2 separate regions of the Homo sapiens genome follow, and region 2 is linked to region 1. Evidence: chromatin loops called from intact Hi-C (ENCODE). Cell type or tissue: mammary epithelial cell. All regions are shown on one strand. Each heading gives the region's core, and the rest is flanking DNA. Links, peaks and the distances in the headings are about the cores only. Region 1 overlaps LAD1 (ladinin 1). Region 2 overlaps PHLDA3 (pleckstrin homology like domain family A member 3).

Region 1 (2,900 bases), core at 278-2,777:
TACGCTTAACCATCATACCAAGTGCCAGAAAAGGTATGGCCAGGGAGGGCTGGCCCTAACCCAGAGGGAGCTCAACAGCTGAACCTTCAAGGGAGGGAACAGAGGCCCAAGAGGGCATCTGAAGGTGTGGTATTCCCTACCCCAGGACAGGCTGGGGCCCAGGGCAAAGCCTGGGAGCCTGGGAGGGCAGAGGTTTGGGGAAACCCCGTGGCCCATGCAACATTGACCTTCAAGCCCCAGAGCCAGGCCCAGGGTGAAACCTACAGGCCCGAACAGCTGCGGAGGCTCAGCTGCTCCTACTAGCTGAGGCCACAGCCCCAGGCAGCTGCCTACCACTCCTTCCCTCTAGACAACCCTTTCCCCCACCTCCTGGCCTTCATCTGGGGACACATGTCCCTCTCGGTGTCTCCATGTAATGCTGCTATCCTCCTCCCCACTCCAGACTTCAACTCCATCCTTTGGGGATGGGGATCCTCTTTTTCTCTTAAATAATTCTAAAGGACATTCTGCCGTTACTCACTAGAGAGCTTGTTTTGACCTCTACCCTGGGAACTTTCTTCCTGAAGTCTAACTTCCATCTATTCTGCAGCAACTGATGGCAGGGATTTAAGTGAAGTGGTTGTTAAAAGTCATATTTAGCAGTACAAGCCATTTTCCCAAATTGAATCATAGACAGAAGCCCATTATACAACAGATTAAGGCTCAGCTGCCCTGCTTAAAGCTGGGAGAGGGTGAGAAGGCTGCCCCAGATGCATTTTGTGGAACCCTGGGGCTCAAGGAGCATAATTTGCAAATCTTGGGGACTGGGGTTAGGGAAGGGAGGACAGAGGAGGGTTGGGGGATCATGCCCATGACCTTGGCCAGTCTCCTGCACCTGAGCAGGGCAGGCCTTAAGTTCCCCTTCTGCATGGTCACTGTGGGGGGTAACTCAGGTCTCTTCCAGCCCCAAAGGTCTAGGGAGAGGTGTCTGGAGAACCCAGGGCAGCGATTGGAAGTAGGAGGGCGGCTCAAGGCCCAGGCAGGGAAATGATTAACCACTGGCTGTTCAGTCCCAGGCACTCTCAGATCCACCCCTCACCCCCTGCAGACAGGCCTGGCCCAGCCTCACTGGTCACCAGGCCAGTCCGGGGAGAAAAGGACAAGGCCTCTGACCAGGGCACCCAGCCAGCCAGCTCACCACTGCCCCCCCAATCCCAGGGTTGGAAGACTTGAATCTCTGCTCCATGCCAAGGATGGGCTGCAGGCTGGCCCCCAGCTACCCACCCACCTCTCCATCCACCTCCCCACCTGGGACCGTGCTGTCACACCCTAGCACGGTCCTCCCCAGCCCAGGAGGCTCTGTTGACAGTGACTCACAGCCCTTTCCTGCCTGCCCGCTGAGGCTTGTTCACCCAGGGAGCGGAGCGGGAGCGGTCCTCTGTTCCAGGTGCCTCATCAGGGTGACTGTTGGCAGCAGCTGCGTCTGCCCACAGGGCTCTATGAGGGCTGGGACCCGGCAGGGAGGGCAGGCCAGGGGCCCCTGTGGCAGGACTGTTCCCCAGAGCTTCCTGGCACTTACCCTGGACATCTTGTGGGAACTTGGCTGTAGCCACATGAGTCCATGTCCATCTGAGCAGTGGACAAGCTTAGGCCAGACCTTGCTCCCATTTTCAAAGTTCCAGTGCCCCAGCTGCCTCCCCACACACACACACCCCCCCATGCATATCCAGGCATGCTTTCAGACACAAAATCACATATATCCCACCAGACTATGAACTTCTGAAGAAGGAGTGTCTGGTTTGTATTTTTAACCCAATGCACAGTACTGAGGTCTTCAATAAACAGTTCAACTGAACATATGCAGACTGACAAACTCAAGACTCAGCAACATAAGAACCAGCTCCCCACACAGATGTGTCATCTCTTCATAGGCCATAAACACACTTGTCCACAAGTATGCCACACACACACACACACATAAGCATACATTCATAGGCACAGGTAGGCCCACATCTAGAAGCAAAGACACTCCCACATCAACCCCCAGGCACACTGACCCACATGCAAAGTCCAAGACCTTGACTCCTCAGCCGCACCCTCAGCATAGACCTTCCTCTATAGCAGCCTGGGTTTCTTTTCCAGAGCACTGAGTTCCCTCCATTCGTGGGGCTTACCTTTTCCCCTCTCTAGAGCCCATGGGCTGCCCACAGTGCTTCAGAGCACTGTGAGGTCTTGAGGGTCTGGGGAGGTGGCCCCCCAGTCCCAGGCGATGAGCTGCTATGGAGAGGCTAAGCCTGAGACAATGAGGTAGTTCTGGAGCCCTTATTAAGGGAGGGCAGGAGCGGGGTAGAGGACATACTAGAGCACTGGAAAAACCTGTGAAAGATGCCTTGCTGGGGAAAGCCTACAGGACCCAAATGGCTGGAGGGTCTGCACCTGGCAGAGATAGCCCTGGCTCAGGAAAGGCCAAGACCCAAATGCCCACCTGGGAGGAGCTAAGAGGCTAATATCTACCTGGCTAGAAAGGGATCAAAAGAGCAGGCTCCAGCTCTGGGCTACCGCAGGAGCCTCAGTTTCCTTAGGGACAAGATGGGGGACGGGGGCGCCCAGTGGAGGAATGAGGTGAAAATGCTCACAGGGGGCCTTCTTGGCAGAGGTGCAGGGTCGCTCCAAGAGAAGTCGCTAGAGGTCACCAATCTCCATGAGGGGTGCTGCCTTCTGAACACCCGCCTTCCCCAGGCCTCTCGGACCCTGATGGGATGTCCAGCAGGCAGGGGTAGGATGCCTCATCCCCGACCCTTTAGGAGACCAGTGTACAAGTAAAGATTGCAGCAGCACAGATGGGGATGGCAACTATCTTAAGGTTCCCAGCCCAGATGCCACCCCAAAATGCCATGCTGAGATTCTGAGCGTCCTTAGTG
Region 2 (2,900 bases), core at 92-2,591, 66 kb after region 1:
GGACTCTCACTCTGGCTCTCCTCACTGGTCTCCATTCTCACCCTTGCAACAGGCTCACTCTTGCTAAAGCCTTAGCTCCCAACCCCAGCTCACCCTGACCACAGCAAGCCCATCCCTTCTCCCTCGGTCTCCCCACCCCACCTCATCGGACTCCCAGCTGCCTGGCTGAGACTTGCCCTGTCTCATGTTCCCATGGATGACTCACGTATCGGGTGGGGGTGAGGCCACGCTGGGGCTGCCGAAGCATGGGGAGAGTTGGTGGCAACAGCCCTTCCCTGGCCTCACAGGCCCAACTGAGCAAAGGTTTTCCATCTCATGCATGTCTGCTGGCACTATCAGAGCCTGTTTGTGCCCCCAAAGAGGTCTTGACCCTACTCTGAGGTCTAGCCAAGCCTTCCCGGGGTAAGGGCCTTTGCTCCTTCTTGGAAATTCAAAGTCATGAAAACCAGAGCAGTGAGAACACCCGTGAACCCAGGAAGCAGGATGGCCCCTCCTCCATCAGAGAGGCAAAGACTCCCCAAAGAGGTCACGGATCTTTTTTAAAACCTGGTCTTAGCCGGGCACGGTGGCTCACGCCTGTAATCCCAGCACTTTCGGGGGCCAAGGCGGGTGGATCACAAGGTCAGGAGTTCGAGACCAGCCTGGCCAACACACTGAAACCCCATCTCTACTAAAAATACAAAAAATTAGCCAGGCCTGGTGGCGGGCGCCTGAATCCCAGCTACTTGGGAGGCTGAGGCAGGAGAATTGCTTGAACCTGGGAGGCGGAGGTTGCAGTGAGCCGAGATCGTGCCATTGCACTCCAGCCTGGGCAACAGGGCAAGACTCTGTCTCAAAAAGCAAAACAAAACAAACAAAAAAGAAAAAACCAACAACAACAACAAAAAACCTGGTCTTGAACCCCAGACCTCTGTGCTGTGAGGGCTCTTAGGATACTCAGACAGCTCCCAGGCTCTTACAAATGATAGTAAATGATCACCCCATTGCAACCACCAGCCCCTACACTGCTGCATACCTAGAACTGCGTTCTAGGGTCTGTGTCAAGGGCTCTAACAGCAGCAGACTCTTCAAGGGGCTGGGACTCTCCTAGCAAGAGAAACGGAAGCTGGGTTTGGTCAAGAACCAACATACTTTAAACCAACAGGGCTGGTGTTCCAAAAAAGCAGAGTGCCAGAAACTAGAGCCTGCTTCCCCCTCCACCCTCCACCTGCCCTCTGCCCTTGATGTCTCTCATACTATACCCTACACTGCCCTTTGCAGCCAAGCTCTGAGAATGACCCCTAGTGCTGGACAGAGAAAGTATTGCCCAGTGCTCCCCTGGCGCCTGGTGGCCAGTTCTATGGGCACCAGTTAGCACTGACTGATGTCACCAGAACCTGGCTCCTTGAGGCAAGGACTGGATCTTGTCTTTCTCTTCTGCATCCCCAGAGTCGAGCACAGTGCCTAGCCTGTAAAGGCATTTAGTTTGCTGGATGTCTTGCCTCTCAACCCCATCTGTTCACTAACACTCCCCTATTTCGTTTTTGTTGTTGTTGTTGTTGTTGTTTTGAGATGGAGTCTCACTGCCGTCACACAGGCTGGAGTGCAGTGGTGCTATCTCCGCTCGCTGCAACCTCCACCTCCAGAGTTCAATCGATTCTCCTTCCTCAGCCTTCCGAGTAGCTGGGATTACAGTCGTGCACAACCACACCCAGTTAATTTTTGTAGTTTTAGTAGAGACGGGGTTTCGCCTTGTTGGCCAGGCTGGTCTCAAACTCCTGACCTCAGGTGATCCACCCGCCTTGCCCTCCCAAAGTGCTAGGATTACATGTGTGAGCCACCGCGCCCGGCCCACTCCCCTATTTCTGAGTGCCTGGATACGTCTTTTCCTTATGCCTGAACCCCCACCATCAGTTACCCTCCGGTTTGATTGAAGAGCAAAGATTCTATTTTTTTTTCTTTTTTTTCTGAGATGGAGTCTTGCTTTATTGCCCAGGCTGGAGTGCAGTGGCGTGATCTCGGCTCACTGCAAGCTCCGCCTCCCGGGTTCACGCCATTCTCCTGTCTCAGCCTCCCGAGTAGCTAGGACTATAGGTGCCTGCCACTACGCCCGGCTAACTTTTTTTGTATTTTTAGTAGAGATGGGGTTTCACCGTGTTAGCCAGGTTGGTCTCCTGACCTCGTGATCCGCCTGCCTCGGCCTCCCACAGTGCTGGGGTTACAGGCGTGAGCCACCGCGCCCCGCCCAAAGATTCTATTTTAGAGGCTATTTAGAAGCTGCTGTTATATAGGATGGCAACCCTCTTCTCTCCAGCCACGCCCACCCCCCCAGATAATGCCGCCATTCTCCCCACCTTTCTTCCAAAGCCCATGGCAGGCATCACCAATTGATCACAGCATTCTAGTTGAGCTCTGATCTTTCTCAGCACTGATTAGGGTTGCATAAACAGACGCTTATTTGCCATGGTGGGATTAAGCCACCCATGGACAATTGTACAATTGGATACAGTAAGTGACATATTTATAAAAGTTCTGTTGTAATTAACAAATTCTCATTCAACTGTGTGATGTAATTCACACATCAGATGAGCAAGTTGAACCTCTTGTGGACTCTGAGGGACTGGGGCACAGGACAGGGAAGTTTTTATTGGAAGGCGAGAGAAATCTGAACGGGAACAAAACAGGTTGGAAGCACAAAACAATTAAAGGGACTTCGAATTGCTGAATGGGGCCACTGAGCCTCCTTGCTCCCTCCAGAGAGACCCTGTAGTAGGCCACTGCTTTGCAACAGGGAAGGTCAGACATGGGAAAACAATGGAGGAAAGGCAGGCAGGGTCAACTGCTGGCCACAGCCTGGAAAGGTCCAGGGTTACCCAATCAAGTTTCTGTACAACTCCAGGCAGCTATTGTCTGTACCTGTT

The links. Hi-C counts contacts between places; a loop is a spot of excess contacts. Peaks named below come from ENCODE experiments on the same cell type or tissue, not always from the same donor. Only the 100,000 strongest peaks of a DNase experiment are listed, where the experiment ranks them.
Region 2: it touches region 1 in a loop (2.2-fold over the local background); 3 of 110 quality-filtered maps call a loop at or near these places.

Annotation. Positions count from the first base shown.
Region 1 is chr1:201,395,872-201,398,771 of GRCh38, forward strand. All of the region lies in intron 1 of LAD1 (ladinin 1), which reads right to left. Among named protein-coding and RNA genes, the nearest start is that of LAD1, 2.0 kb to the right of the region's middle. In mammary epithelial cell, for the core only: no CTCF peak of the experiment used is centred there; DNase peaks (open chromatin) are centred at 1,390 and 1,920; H3K4me3 peaks cover 1,972 bases; H3K27ac peaks cover 1,868 bases.
Region 2 is chr1:201,461,900-201,464,799 of GRCh38, forward strand. It overlaps PHLDA3 (pleckstrin homology like domain family A member 3), which reads right to left. Exons shown (of 2, transcript NM_012396.5): 2 at 2,379-2,900. Among named protein-coding and RNA genes, the nearest start is that of PHLDA3, 5.8 kb to the right of the region's middle. RefSeq lists an enhancer at 1-262. In mammary epithelial cell, for the core only: a CTCF peak has its summit at 1,295; DNase peaks (open chromatin) are centred at 172 and 1,272; H3K27ac peaks cover 1,865 bases.